Regions from separate parts of the Homo sapiens genome. Here region 2 is linked to region 1. A link is an interaction called in ENCODE POLR2A ChIA-PET data of the cell type or tissue named here. Cell type or tissue: A673. All regions are shown on one strand. Links, peaks and the distances in the headings refer to the core of each region. The heading gives the core; the rest is flanking DNA.

Region 1 (8,072 bases), core at 1,978-6,977:
GTCATTTGGGTATATACCCAGTAATGGGATGGCTGGGTCAAATGGTATTTCTAGTTCTAGATCCCTGAGGAATCGCCACACTGACTTCCACAATGGTTGAACTAGTTTACAGTCCCACCAACAGTGTAAAAGTGTTCCTATTTCTCCACATCCTCTCCAGCACCTGTTGTTTCCTGACTTTTTAATCAAAACCACTATGAGATATCATCTCACACCAGTTAGAATGGCAATCATTATATGGTTAATTTTTTAAAGTTTATTTTTAATAAACAGTTAATTTTTAAAAGTTTATGCCTTTTTATATTTTTAATACTGTTTTAAAAATCCTATAATAAATCAGAACTGCTTAAAAATAGAAATAAAAGACCTATTACTGACCTCAACATCAGTGCACTCTGGCAAGCTTTAAAGAAGTTAGAATGAAGTTTTAAAAATCCTGCAGTCAACATAAAGGGATAAAATGTGACATGGATTTATGACAGTGTGGTGTCTGAATTTGTTATATTTAATATAAGTAAGAAAAATAAATTGAACAGCAGTACAGTGGTGTTCTCCAGGAACCCGTCAAAAAGAAGCACTGGGGAAAATGCGGGGAGGTTTCCCCTTATTCTTCTGAAATCTCCAAAAGGAATGAAAAATGGAAAATTTAGTAAGAGAGAATAGACACTGAGTTCACTCCCTGTTTATTGAAAGAAAGCCAGCTGGTTAGGAATAGTCAGCACGAGACAGTTCATTTTCTCTTGCCGGTGTTTTAATAGGGCCCAGGGGCTGGGGTAGAACTAGAGTTTATAGATTAATAAAAGTCACAACAGAGGGCAGAGGAGCAAAGTCCATGAATCTCAAATCGGAGGGGAAGTTTCAAAGGCTATTCTACTAATGCGTCCAGGTTGGTATGTCGAAAATCAAGTCATTATTTATCCATTTACCCATTCTCCCTCCCTCTCAGCCCCTCATCCTTGAGCCCTGGTTTCTGGGAACGGCTGTTCTTCTGGCCATCCATGCTTAAAGGCTCTGAGTCCTCTCTAATCTCTTTATTTGCCTTTTCAGCGAACCCAGTGACCAGTTTTGTGAAATCTGTCTCTTGCTGTTTTTCAGATCTGCTCCTTCTCATAACTCCTACTGCATTCTCCATAGTTTGAGTGCTCATTACCCCTTAGAGATGAGTATATACAGAACGCATAGTGTGGCAGGATTCATGATGCCATGGTTCATATCCCCACCGCACTACTTTTTATGTAGTGGCAAATATACAACTTGTTAGTTGTGTAACTAGTTGTGTAACAAGTCCCCAGCTTGTTAGTTGTGTAAGCTGTGACAAATGCACAACTCGTTAGTGTGGACAAGACCTCAGCAAGATACACACTCCTAGCTTCTGTTTCCTTATCTCTTAAATAGACATAACCATAGCAAGCAGCTGCTTCATTTTATTTTTCAGGTCTCTGCTCACATTTACCTCCTCATAGAGGCCTTTCCTGATCACCATATCTAAAATAGCATCCCCATTACTCTGTCCTTTTATCTTACTTTATTGTTCATTTGTGACTACCTGACATTCTATCAAGTGTCTGTTTGTTTGGTTGGTTGTTTCTCTGTACTTCCCCTACCCCTCTCCCAAGTAGAATGGAAGTTTCTCAACTCAGTGTTTAGTTATTAGCATAATAATAGCCCAGCTATGTTGTGAAGGTCCTGAGATTTACTTTATTTGCAAGCTAAAAAGTTAGACTGTCACATTTTCATGGATACTGGCAAAAGATAGAAAACTCCTGGGTCAGAAATGAAGGACTTTATTACAGCACAGCAGGCAACATGAGCTCCATGTTTGTACTGGTTTTCCCCATGAGTCCCATGCTGGAGATGTGGAGTAGCCTCGGGGATTCCTGGGCATATACTGATGATGTGTCACTGCTGAGAAATTCCAAGCTTAGAAAGCCCCCTATCTTATAAGGGTTGCTACCAAGCCTTTGCCCCAGCCAAGGACATTATCCTGGTGATGAAACAAATATGCCCTTTACCCTGAAAAAAGACATTGTCTCTATCTTCCAAGGCTGTTTGCTCGACCCACAAATTTGCAAAGATAATCTAAGACAAAAGCTGTCATCAGACATGTAGAAGTGTCATGGAGAATTGCTATCCAATTCTGCTTTTCTATCCTTTATCTTCCATGGCTTTTACACTAATCCTGCATTACACCAAACTGCAGCACATGCTGTTTCCCTTTGTGTCAGGTAGCTTCCTCTCTTTATGCCTCAGTGTGTGCTTTTCATTCCAGAGTCTCCTGGGTAACACCAGATCTCATCTTCAAGACCTATCTCTTCCCCTAGATATCTGCATAGCTTGCTTATTCACTTCCTTAATGTTTGTGCTTAGAAGTCCCCATATGAGGTGTTCCTCTTATCTGAAATAGAAACCTGCCCCCCACCCGGCAGCACTGTCCCCTTTATCATTATCACCCTATGACATATATATGTCACAATATATAATACATATAATTTATATATATATATATCGTGATACTATATACACACACATTGTGAAATATATGTCACACTTGTCTATGTCTCCTTTCTCTAAAATCTAATCTCTTTGGAAGTAAAGACCTCAAATGTTAGATGTGCTGCTGTAACCTCAGTCCCCCAAACACTACCTAGCACATAGTAGACGGTAAATAAGTATTGGTTGACTCTGTTAATTTTGCATTTTCCTTTCTCCATGGCTATTTCCAGATTTACTAAGTAGAAAGTGATCTCTGCATCCGCTGAGCCCTTGTTCTACTTGACTTGTCTTTCTCTGTGATGATAATCCTGTTCTGCCCCTTATTATGAAGGTACATACCTGCCCCGCTCGCTAGACTGTGAGCTTCTTGTAGGCAGATTTGTTCTCTTATTCCAGTGGCCGCCTAGTACCTCACACAGTTCTTTCATTTAGTAGGCACTCAATCAATGTGTGTTGCATTTCATAGTAAGTAGAAAGATCAGGCAGCCTTAAATATAGCATTCCTTTTAATACTTGTTTACTTAGCATCTTTAGTAATTGGAATGCACTCTCTAACAGAATTTGGAGGAAATAACTGATGCCAATTGGTTGAAGCTAAGGGAAAAGAGATTTCAGCTAAATACAAGGGAAAACAAATGGAACTTCCCAAGGTAGTGACTGCCTCAGAGATTGTAAGCACCCCATCCTCAAAGAAGCTCAGTCATAGGACTCAGGCTGAGAGACTACTTAGCAGAAGGTTGGCAGCAGATTCAAGGACAGAATGAGTGTTTGGGTGGGGAGTGTGGTTTGTCTAGGGGTTCATAGACGTCTCTCCTACAGGCTAGCTTCTATGACTTCTGTGTGCATATGCACTCATTTACCCATCCATCACATAATGACATGGAGCAGTACTTTCTAAGCCTAGAGGTACAGTTTTCTTTTCATCCTTTTGGGTTGAGCTTTGATTCTTTTGGCTTTTCAATTTCACAGCAATTTGAATACGTCTCCTTTACTTCTCATGTTTTCAGTGTTTGTTTACAAGTCTGTCTTTCTAAGAGACTATGTAACCCCTTATGAGCAAAATTCGTGTCTTATTTAACTACCTATTCCTAGTGTTTGTCCTAGAGTCTTAGAGCTCCTTGGATTTTCACAGAATGAATGAATTATCAACCTAAGGTTGGTCATTTCTATATTTTTATTACTCAGATTTTGAGGCTCTTTGCTACCTGGACTTGCTGAGTGACCCAGGAATATTGCCTTTCTTTCTCACATGATATCCTCTCTACTTTGCTCCTTATAAAACAAATTCTTCTTTGAATTTCTGTAGGGTAATGATCTTGTCATTGCTAAGAGTAGTGAGATGATTTTCTCGTCATCTAATACAGTTCTGTTATCATAGCAAGCAAGAAAGTGAGTTATTCAGTGCCCAGATAAAAGGAAACATCTCAAAAGGCAATTACTAATTGCACCATATAAGCTCAGTGATGAGAGCAAGTTCCGTGATGAGATATAAGTTGAGTTTCTCAAGTAAAAAGAGGTTTGAATGGTGGGGGATATTTTTAAAATAAAGTAGCAGCTATTACTTGCCATCTCTAAAGTGATAGTGATGAAAGTGGAGTTGTATTCCAAATCACCTGGGGGGCTCAGGCTTCCTGTGAATGGCAGCCTTTAATTCTAAGAAGGTAATTTAACTTTCATTAAAGATCTTTTCCCTTCTACATAGCATAGGGCCTTTTTCTGAACAGATTCATTCCCTTCTAAGGTTCTTCTTTTATTAATCGGTAAACATAGCTTTCTAGATGGCTATCACTATAATAAGGAAAGTATTGAAGTTCAGAAAGCTGCTACTGAGAAAAAAAGGGGCATTGTACTTTTAGTCCAAAGAAAGGTGAGGCTGAATAGTACCTTAGTGTTCATTCTCAACTTTACTTTGATTTTTCACTACTGTAAAACAAGCTACCATTCTTCGCTTAAATCAGGGTAATTTCAGAGAGAAAACCAGTGCCATGTGTTAGATGAGATTTAGTGACTGAATGAACAGAATGAAAAGACGAGTGAATTTCAAAAAAATTGTCATGGTTATTAACAAAAGAGAGTGCCCATGAACATGAGGGTAAGGATTAAAAGACCACACAGAGGGTTTTATAATCTAAACCAGCAAGAATAAAGCAAGACAAATGTACTTATGTGTTGTTAAAGAAATAAAAAAAAATTGACTTGTACATAAAGGAAAATAATCTTTTGGCATCTGAAAGTGTGAATATGGTTGAGCAGTAAAGTGATTATGAGGCTACTTTTTCAAGTGAGATGGCTGGTGAGGTTTGGTGGTTGAGAAGTCATCAGTCCTTTTCATTATGATGTGTTGAAACACTGAAGAGTCTCCAGGGACCTTGATGACCAGATAGGCAAAAAATGAATCCTTAAAGATTATGCAAACATGAGCTGGAAGGATTAGTGTCTAAGAAGGGGAGATCAGAAAAATGTTTTGATTATGGTGCTTTTATCTTCTCCTCATTTTTAAAATTTCTTAAATATCTATTCATTTATTTTGTAGTAAATAATACGAAAGGAAATGGGTTGTACTTTGGCCCTTAAGCACTTTAGTGTTTGGGGTGGAGTGAAATGTGTTTTAGCCTCTGTAGCATCACTTCTCATTGGCTGATGTATCATTGTTGTGAATGGCTTGTTGACATGTCACTGGGCTTACAGGCCAAGTTTAACTTTTCATGTTTTTTACATGACCTACTGGCACTCCTCATTCCTGACTGGTTTCTGAACTGGTCCACTTGATGACCAGAGAGCAAGGGATGTCCTTGAGCATCTTTGAATCCTGACACAGCTCCTGATATGGAGAAGACGCTCACACTCAGTAAATAGAGAAATGAACTGAATCAGGTTAATCACAAGGGACACCGGTGGAGATGGTGTGCACTAGTGCAAATCCTATAATTTGAAGGAGAACTTGAACCTCATGCATAATGAAGGACGAGATTAAGTTAATCCTTTGGTATAAAGGGAAAGCACATTTAAAAAACGAATGAAATAATGGGGCCTAATCCTCACATGTCACAACTGCCTGAATGGGTAGATTTTATGGCAGGATAAGGGAATTGGCATTGGGATTCTTAAAGGTTGCAAACCAAATTAGGATTTTGTGATCTTCTGGTGCTGGTTGGCACTCAATTCTCCCTGACCCTCTCTGTTGAATTTAATTTCAGCTACATCATTGTTATTGTTCAAGTCCACCAAGAATTTAACATCCATCAGCACACACTAGAGTAGTACACTATGGCTGTGTTAAAAATTCTGTTCAATGATTGCTTATTTAACTCATGTTGGCTTTCTTCAATTAACTTTTTAGTATATCAAGATATTTGAGGTTGACTAAGAAATATGATTTTTCCTCACTCCCCAGAGCTATTTGTGTAAAAGATATTATTAAACATCAACTATTAATAGGCCCAAAGATTCTAATGATGATAGCAGTTATATGTTAAAGTATTATTCAGTTATAAAATGAAAGTTTAACAGTGCTTTAAACATAGTAGGCTCCAACTATGTGCTGGAGCTGGCGTGTACCAGCTCACTTGAGCTGACTGTTAAAATTTCCAGAATTTTCTGAGCCAGTTGTTAAACACTTGGTAGCTGTAAATTAGCTATGGATGTCATGGAGGGAGCATTTATACCAGGGAAATCAGCAGTCATTACAAATCAGGGATTCCACCCACCTCAGCAAAAAGCCAGTTGTTAAATATTTTTCAGCACTCTGCTGGTTTTCAGTCATATTTGTATTGAATGATTTTAACATAATATATTAGAGTCTTTGTATTTTATTTTTATTCTGACAACTCCACTGTTATTGTTACTTTTGCTCTCTTTCCATAGCCAATTTTATAAGGGTAAGGACTTATACATATTTTTTAAAATACTTGCAAAACTGCAAATATGATTTCAAAGAAAATTAAATTATGAACTTGAATAGTGGAACAGATTTATTGCCATCTTTGGGATAAAATTTTTGAGACATTTAACAAAAGATCATATAAAAGGGTAACAGATAATTAAGATAGAAAACATGAATTTTTATCTAATTTTAAAAATAGTAATTGGAAAAGGATTCTGTTAGACCACATGGGACAGCCAGGAAACTGTCTTAGAGGACTTGGAATATTGGAAAATAAAATGGACAAAGAATGGGAAAGTTTATTTTAGAAAATAATACTTTAATGGAAGGGATCTATGCAACAACCAGATTGCCACAGTGCATTAAATGTCTCCTGAAAGAGACATGTTAGAGGCTTTCAGATATGCATTTACTCTTTCAGGTCATTAGAATTTGGGGATGGATTGACACATTCTTAGCAAAAATCAGAATATGCTCATGTTTCTTAAGCAGCCACACTTACTTGATATGGTCAGGTGCAGTACTAAACAATCTAAAATAGTACACAGGCTCTTCAATCCTGCATCTCATAATCAGGAGGTCCAGAAAACAAAGGCTTCCTTTTTTCTGCAATACTTAGTTTCATTTTCTTGGGTTTTCTATTGTCTTTGGAAAGTGATGTGAAGGAGAATAAGATGGAAAGTGCATGGAAGTCATGAGATAGAGTTTAAAGGGAGAAAAAAGAAACAGAATGAGATAAGATGAGGAGATAAGGTAAATCATCATGGGTAGGAAATTACATGTGAAACCACTCCCAGCCTCCCTCCACTTCCAGCCCAGCAATGCTACTGGATAGATTTCCAAAGCCAAAGCTATTTCCAGAGTGGAAGGAGCCAGAATCCGGAGTCCTGAGGCTTTTGCAGCATTTGCCCACAGGTGCTGTGACCCCAGCTTACCAATGCTCAAGAATAATGGCAGTCGTAAACTTGCACACTATGCAGGATCTTGACCATCACTGTCAAGGAAAGAGAGAAGCTGACTTTCCCAGGAGCACACAGCTTATTAGTAAAGCTGAAAGTAAAGTCTCTTATTTTCCAATTTAGTGCTGTTTCTAGTGTGTTATTCTTGGACATCACTGAATTGAATGTACAGCCTCATTTGTTTTAAGGTGACAAATAACCTGGAAATTATTCAGTTGAGTGAGACAGTCTGCCAAATGGTTCAGAGGGACTCAGGACTTTACCACACTGAGGGAAACCCAAGACTGAGAATATACATTCTTTATAATAGCGGTGTATTTTGAGATCAGAAAGTTTAAATGTAATCTGCATTCCATAAACTTGCAAAGGAAAATATAAACAGTATTACTTTGTGTAAAGAAAAATAATATTGTCTTTAGGTGCCTGTCAATATATATAATAGTTATTGATTTCCTAAACAATATAAAAGAATATTTTTATACTGTTTTAGTTGTTTCTTTCTTGGGCTAACATTTAAAATATTATCAAGAACTTTATCAGAAATGCTTTGTCCCTAGTGAAAGGTTTCCAGTTTTAGCATATATCCAATGCTAAATATATCAGTTGGCTCCAGCTTGGCATTCACAGACTACTTTTTAATTTTTAATTGACAAATCAGAAATTATACTTATGATATACAACATGATGTTTTAATATATGCATACATTGTGGAATGACTAAATCTGGCAAATTAAAAT
Region 2 (8,072 bases), core at 1,339-6,338, 450 kb before region 1:
GACCAGGCCAGTATTACCCTGATACCAAAACCAGACAAAGACATTAAAAGAAATAGGAAAAAACCCTTATAAAAATATATGCAAAAAATATAAACAAAATTTAGCAAATCAAACCCATTAGTACATTATGACCAAGTGAGGTTTACTTTAACCTTCAAAAAATAATGTAATTCATATATAAATTAACTAAAACAGAAAAGTTGTATGATAATTTCAATAGACATATATAAAACATTTGACAAAAATCCAACATCCATTCCTAATAATACTCTCATGAAATTAAGAATAGAAAGGATCTTCCTCATTCTTATAAAGGGCATCTGTGAAAAATCTACAGCTAACATCACATTTACTGGAGAAAAGCTGGACACTTCCCACCAAGAGCAGGAACAAAGATTCTACTTTCAGTACTTGCATTCAATATTGAACTGAAGGTTCTTAGTCATTGCAATAACGCAAGAAAAGGCATCTGGATTAGAAAGGAAGAAACAAACTTGTATTTATTTGCAGAAAACATGTAGAAAATCCAATGGAAAGTACAAGGACTTTTGCAGAATATATTATCAATTTACAAAAATCAGGCTTGGTGCGGTAGATCATGCCTGTAATCCTAGCACTTTGGGAGGCTAAGGCAGGTGGACTGCTTGAGTTTCAGACCAGCCTGGGCAACATAGTGAGACCTCGTCTCTACAAAAACTACAAAAATTAGCTGGGCGTGCATGCACCTGTAGTCCCAACTACTCGGGAAGCTGAGCTGGGAGGTTGGCTTGAGCCCAGGAGGTGGAGGTTGCAGTGAGCTGAGATCATGCCACTGCAATCCAGCCTGGGTGACAGAGTCAGACACTGTCTCAAAAAAAAAAAAAAAAAATCAATTGTACTTCTGTATTTTAGCAATGAATAACCCAAAATTAAAATTAAAAATGCAAATGCTTTTACAATTGCATCAAGGAATATTAGGGATAGATCTGAAAAAGATGTGAACCATGTATTGAAAACTATAGAATATTACTAGCAAAACATAAGGAAGACCTAAATAAATGGAATGATACACTCTCTTCATGGGTCAGGAGGATAAATGTTGGTAAGATGTGGTTCTCCTTCAATTGATATATAGAGCCAATACAATTACAATAAAAATCCCAGGGAGCTTTTTAAAAATAGAAATTGATAAATTTTATAAAATTCTTGTAGAAATAAAATCTACCTAGAATAAACAAATAATGTTGAAAAAGAAAAACAAAGTTGGAAGACTGGCACTACCTGATTTCAAGAATTATAAATCTACAGAAATAAAAACAACATGGGACTGGTTCAGTGGCTCACACCTGTAATCCCAGCACTTTGGGAGGCTGAGGCAGGCAGATCACTTGAGGTCAGTAGTTCGAGACCAGCCTGGCCAACATGGTGAAACCCCATCTCTACTAAAAATACAAAAATAAGCCAGGCATGGTGGTAGGCACCTGTAATCCCAGCTATTCAGGAGGCTGAGGCAGGAGAATCACTTGAACCTGCGAGGCGGAGGTTGCAGTGAGCCAAGATCACACCACTGCACTCCAGCCTGGGCAACAGAGCGAGACTCTATCTAAAAAAAAAACAAAAAACAAAACAAAACAAAACAAAAAAACAAGGTTTTTGCAAGATGATAGACAAATAGATCAACAAGGAAGAATAAACAGCCCAGAAATAAATCCATGCATATTTGGAAAACTGATTTTGACAAAGGTTCAAAGGCAATGTAATAGAGAAAGGATAGTCTTTTCAACAAATGATGCTGAGAAAATTTGATATCCAAATTAAAATTTTAAAAGAACTTGGATCTATACCTTGTGTATAATATACACAAAAATGAACATGAAGTGGGTCACAGACCTAAATGTTAAATCTAAACCTTTAAAATAGCTACAAAAATACATAAGAGAAAATCTTTATGACCTCATGTTAGGCAAAGATTTCTTGGACACAACAATAACAGCATAATCCATTAAAAAGTTATAAATTGGACTTCTTCCAAATTAGAAATTTCTGTTCTTCAAAAGACACTGTTAAGAAATGAAAAGGCATCCAAGAAACTAGCATAAAATTGTTCAAAACAATATATCTTATAAAGAACTTGTATCCAGAATATATATTTTTAAAAACTCTGGAAACTCAATAAGAAAACAAGCGGCCCAAAAATAATCGGCAGAAGATCCAAGCAGACACTTCACCAAAGAAGACATGCAAATGGCAAACAAGCACATGAAAAGGTGCTCAACATCATTATTCCTTAGAAAAATGTAAACTAAAACCACATAAGATGCTATTACAAACCTATTAGAATGATCAAAGTTAAAAAGATTAAACAGACTAACTATGGCAAGAATGTGGAGGAACTAGAACTCTCATAAACTACAGATGGAAAACAGGTTGACAGTTCTTCGAAAGTTAGACATGCATTCACTACAAGATGCCACCATTCCCATCCTAGGTTGGTTCTTACTCAAAAAATAGTGAACGGATCTGTCCATACAAGAACTTGTACATGAATGTTCACGGCTTTATCTGTAATCTTCAAACACTGGAAAACATCCAAGTATCCATCAACATGTTGAATAGAAAAACTGTAGTATATCCATCTAATGGAATACTGCTCTGTAATAAAAAGAAATGAACTATGGATATATTAAATATATGTTACAGCATGACTGAATCCAAAAATAATTTTGCTGTGTAAAGGAATCCAAACAAGGCCGGGCGCAGTGGCTCACACCTGTAATCCCAGCACTTTGGGAGGCCGAGGAGGGCAGATCACCTGAGGTCGGGAGTTCAAGACTAGCCTGACCAACATGGAGAAACCCCGTCTCTAAGAAAAATACGAAATTAGCCGGGCATGGTGACACATGCCTGTAATCCCAACTACTCGGGAGGGTGAGGCAGGAGAATCGCTTGAACCTGGGAGGCGGAGTTTGCGGCGAGCTGAGATCATGCCATTGCACTCCAGCCTGGGCAACAAGAGCGAAACACCATCTCAAAACAAACAAACAAACAAACAAAAAAAGAAGCCAGATAAAAAAGATTGCATACTACTTTATTATTTCATTTATATAAAATTCTAAAATATGCAAACTAATCCTTAGTTTCATTAAACAGAGCAGTTGTTGCCTGAGGATGGAGGAGTGGAGTGGAAGGATTAAAAAAGGGTTATGAAGAAACTCTTCGGGGTGATGGCTATGTTCATTATCTTAATTGGGTGTTGTTTTCATGTGTCTATTTATAGTCAAAGCTTATCAAATTGTACATTTCAAATATGTACAACTTGCTGTGTGTCAATTATACTTCAATGAAACTTTTTAAAGTTAGTTTCTCAGCCACAGTACCCACATTCAAGTGTTCAGTAGCTACATGTGGCTAGTGGTTACCACAGTAGACATTTCTAATGTAGAATATTTTCATAGTCACAAAAAGTGAAAATGGACAGTGGTGCCCTAGAGTTTTGGGAAGAGGCTTTCTGAGAATACATAGACTGGAGAAAGGTAAGGAAGGCACCCAAGAGGAGAAAAACCAATGCCTGCAGATGGAGGGTTGTCCAGCTGTCAATCCCCTGATGCAGCTGAGTAACATGAGTTATAGCGAGTCAGCTTCAGGAGTTCTGGTTTCCTGTATACTTTCTCAGAACTCACAAATCAGCATTTATAATGGATAACTCTTGGTTTTTCAGTGGCGGAAAGCACAGCTACTGCAACCACTGTGGAGCTAGAAAGAATTATTAGATGAAGCTTAATTACTTCAGAGATTGTAAAACCGATGCAGGAAGAACATGGGGTCTTGAGATCTAAGAAAAGAATTAAGCTCCACAAATTGATAGGTCTTAGAAGACACAGCTTAACACTGCTGCTATTAGCACTGTTTATGTCTGCTGGCAGGAAAACATTTACACACTTTTCCTAGGAATAAAATTCCCAGTTTCAAAGTACACATGCCAGGTGGCACTTAGCAACAAACTGACATGCAGAAGAACTAGGAATAGCTCTGCTTTTCGATGTATGAGCTATTTTAATAATCCTGGATTTCTGAGATGCATGCTTCTTTGGATGTATATTTGCTTCCTCCCTCCAGTCTCTTATGCACATTTGCCTTCTGCTTGTCAGGATTGTTTCTCTTTACACCCACTCCGGAAAGTTTCACTATAACATCACCTATTGTTTGAGAGGTGTGTATTTTCCCATTAGTATAGAGCCATGTAAACTCATTGTCCTTGTTTTTTATTCCCTTTTAGAGGTCATCCTTCTCCCTGAACACTAGTATCTTTAGAATCCCTCAGATTTCTGCTGTTCACCATTACCGTGGCTTCCACTCTCTACCCAATCATCAACCAAGAACTAAATCACCAGTCCCTGGAGAAAGAAGGAAGGATCAATTACACCCCCCAGCTCCAATATGTGCTTCTTATAAAAAAAAAAAGAAAAAAGAAAAGCTTACTCTCATTAATCAACAATCAATATATTTGGGTGTGGGAAGTGGTGTAGTATGTAAGAGACAGGGTGACAGAGGGCAAACAAGAACTAGATAATCATGATTTTGTCTTCATTAACATACATAATAAACTTCCAAATTAAAGGTATCAGATTGCCTCCAAGCTCTGAGTCATTAGATAAGAATTCAATTAAAGGATGAGTTTTGTTCCTAAATTTAATGAAGAGGCAGTGCTGGATTTTGCTACTTCTTGTTTCCTGGGAATATGAACGTGAAAGAATGTGAATATATTCCTTGCAGTTTATTAGAATGCCAGAGACTTGTCTCCCTAGACATTGAAGGGAGAACCTGTCATCTGTGGTAAGTCTTTTCCCAAATGGGAAGACATTAGAAGACCTATATTTATAACAAAATTATTTAAAATTTTAATGTTCAGAGTTTTTCTGAGTCTCATTATATTGGAAAAATAGACCCAAATTTTTCCTCTGTGACTTTGCTACAATAGCAGCAAACACATAATAATTGCTGAGGTATCTAAGGTAAAACAAAATATTTCTCTTTTTTTTTTTTTTGAGATGGAGTCTCACTCTGTCGCCCAGGCCGGAGTGCAGTGGCGCAATCTTGGCTCACTGCAGGCTCTGCCTCCCGGGTTCACGCCATTCTCCTGCCTCAGCCTCCCAAGCAGCTGGGACAACAGGTGCCCACCACCACACCTAGCTAATTTTTGTATTTTTTAGTAGTAACGGGGTTTCACCGTGTTAACCAGGATGGTCTCGATCTCCTGACCTCATGATCTGCCCGCCTCGGCCTCCCAAAGTGCTGGGATTACTGGTGTGAGCCACCACGCCAGGCTGGTAAAATTTTTTTTAAGTTTAACTAAGATTTGTTGAATGCTTACTAAGTGCCAGGCATTGTTCTAAGAACTTTATAAATATTAATTCATTTTAATCCTTACCGTAATTGTTATTATTATTATTATCTCCATTTCAAAAATGAGGAAATTGAGGCACAGAAATGACTTGCCCAAAATCACACAGAGAGTGAGTGGAAGGGCCAGGATGAATTAAACTCCTGGAAATAGAGATTGATGGAGAAGATTTAACATAAACATTTTGTCTATAGATAAAATTATTGCACTGTATTTGTGCTACTTAAGCTTTCCTAAAAATTCAAAATCGACAAAAATTAAAATTAATCATTAGGTATATTTTATTCTAATACACTTAGACCATCACACTGTTTTACAGGACTTTTCTAAAGTAGAAATCTCCAACTTTAAAAGGCCAAGTACTTTTTTCTCAACCTGAGGAAAATGCCTAACAGAATCAAAGTTTTCTTCTCAGATATTTACATTATTCATAATTAAAATTTTAAGGCTGCAAGTGATAAAAACATTGCATAGAAAAAGTGATTTCAATTTAGTTCAGAAAAAATATCGTGCATATCAAAAAAACACTCTACAACATTAATGTTTATTTAAACGATGAAATGATTAATAATTTCCCAATGTTTTCTAATAAATAGCTGCATTTAAAATAAGCTTAAAACATTTAAATCCTTAAGGGACAGCATAAGATTTTTGGAAACTTCATCTATTCTACCTAAAATGGTTTTTAAAAATCAGATGTTAGTTGGAAAGCAGACATTTCTGACCAGCAAGTATTAGAAAACTGGTGGGAAGAATTATAATCTTGGGGAGCTCCCTCTATCCCTGAAGCTCTTCAGGAGAAACACAAACTCTTCTGTCTAGTGGTTCCAGAACTGAGACATTCTCTCCCAGGGCTGCAATACTCTTCCAAGAGCCATGGACATTAACTCGGAAGAGTCGTTTTTGCATTCCATTGCCTCACGCTGAGAAACAAGTAGAAAAAGAAAAACTATCCTACTAAAAAGTTAATTTGACCTCATCTTCCACTACTCACTATTGGCTCCAGTGACATTAAATTTCTCACAGATCTTCAAATAAACCATCACACATACCTTTTCCTTTCCTTAAGATACCTTTTCTCTACTTTCATCTCCACTTGAAAATTCCCTCTCATCTTCAAAGTCTGCTTCATGTGTCACCTCAACCTATGTAAAGTCTTTTCCATTCCCTCAAGGCAGTCTTTGCATCCAGGTATAGGAAGCTTCTGGGTCCAAGACACAGCCAAGATCCCAGGAGACAATGTACTGGGGAAAACAGAGTATGTGCAAGAAAAAAGGACTCTATGAGTCCCAAATCCAGCACGTATAGAGAAATCAAGATAAAATAGTCTCTGGAAGCTAAATAGAGGAACCGAAGTCTATGTATTAAATAGCTCCAGAAGAAGTGCAGAAGTTATAGGAGCAGGAGGCAAAGAACCTACATAGGGTCACAGGGAGCAGGGATAAGTGAAGAAAGAATGTCCATTCATTTCACACACACACACATGCACATGCACACGCAATCCTTGCATCTATGAAGGTGTCATGCTAGCACTGTGGGGATTACAGAGATAAGACAATAAGACATAGTATTTGCTTTTTCAGAAGCTCACACTCCATTGGGAATTTTTTTTTAAAGATCATTAGTGACTTTGTTAAAAGTTAAATGTAATGAACACCATACATGAGATTAAAAACAATACTTTTTGGAAGATAAGCACTTGATTCCAGAATCCAAGAGCAAACGTGACACTGAGTGGTCCCTGCTATAGCATCCATGTGGAATGAGTGGAAGAGCGTGGGCTTTGGAGATGGGCAGATTCATGTCCAAATCCCGGCTTGGCCACTGCTTTGTCCTGTGATCTCTGTCAGGTTACTCTGAGAATAATGCCTTCCTAGTATTGTTGTGAACCCTAAACAAGAAGATACTTGACCTAATGAAGGCACTCATTGAAGGTTGGTTTCCTCTCTTCCTCTTGTCTTTGGGAGAATCAGACCAGAATGCTCACTCTGCAGACCACCAGGCAATATGCCCTGGGAATAGCAAGAGAAGTAGCACACGTAGGAAGCCAGGAGCACTCTTCTGAGTGTGGATTCCCTGGACTGTCAGGAACTGCCTTGCTTCTTGGCCCCTAAATCCTCACTTCTACCTACTTCCTCCACCTGGAGGCTCAGCTTCATCCACATTACACACACACACACACACACACACACACACAAATGCACACATGTGTGCGCACACACACGTGCACACACACATACACTTTTCATCCCGTGACTGTTACCCAGACTCTTGGATGGGCTCTAACCTGTTGCTGGCCTCAAAGCCAAGGCCTCTGATTCTTGTTGCTTCTGTCTTTACCTGGGTTCCTGATACTGCGCCTGACTTCTGAGTGTCTGATCATGTTTTGCTTCCCTAAGAATAGCTCCCTGAACCTTGCTTAGTGGTTCTCCCTGGACTCAACCTGGGCTTAGACCAGCTTACTTTGAAGAATGCTTAGCCAGGCCCCCTCCTCAACACTCCTGGTCTATTTTCTCTAGGGCTCTAGTTTGTTCCTTGAGAGGAAAAAAATAATACGTAATGTCTGAAAGATTTCCATAATCAGGTTGAAATAAATGCATAGAGGAAACAAATCCAAAAGATTCCAAAAATATCTCTGGAGAAGTAAAAATATGTAATCCTCCAGTGACCAAGTTCTGTCACCATGACCAAA

What was found. Peaks named below come from ENCODE experiments on the same cell type or tissue, not always from the same donor. Only the 100,000 strongest peaks of a DNase experiment are listed, where the experiment ranks them.
Region 2: POLR2A ChIA-PET joins it to region 1 with 5 read pairs; 2 of 35 experiments call an interaction of 5 or more read pairs at or near these places.

What each region holds. Positions count from the first base shown.
Region 1 is chr13:36,048,061-36,056,132 of GRCh38, reverse strand. All of the region lies in intron 3 of DCLK1 (doublecortin like kinase 1), which reads left to right. Among named protein-coding and RNA genes, the nearest start is that of DCLK1, 79 kb to the left of the region's middle. In A673, for the core only: no CTCF peak of the experiment used is centred there; a DNase peak (open chromatin) is centred at 4,852.
Region 2 is chr13:36,495,189-36,503,260 of GRCh38, reverse strand. No RefSeq gene overlaps it. Among named protein-coding and RNA genes, the nearest start is that of CCNA1, 67 kb to the right of the region's middle. In A673, for the core only: no CTCF peak of the experiment used is centred there; a DNase peak (open chromatin) is centred at 3,680; H3K27ac peaks cover 1,952 bases.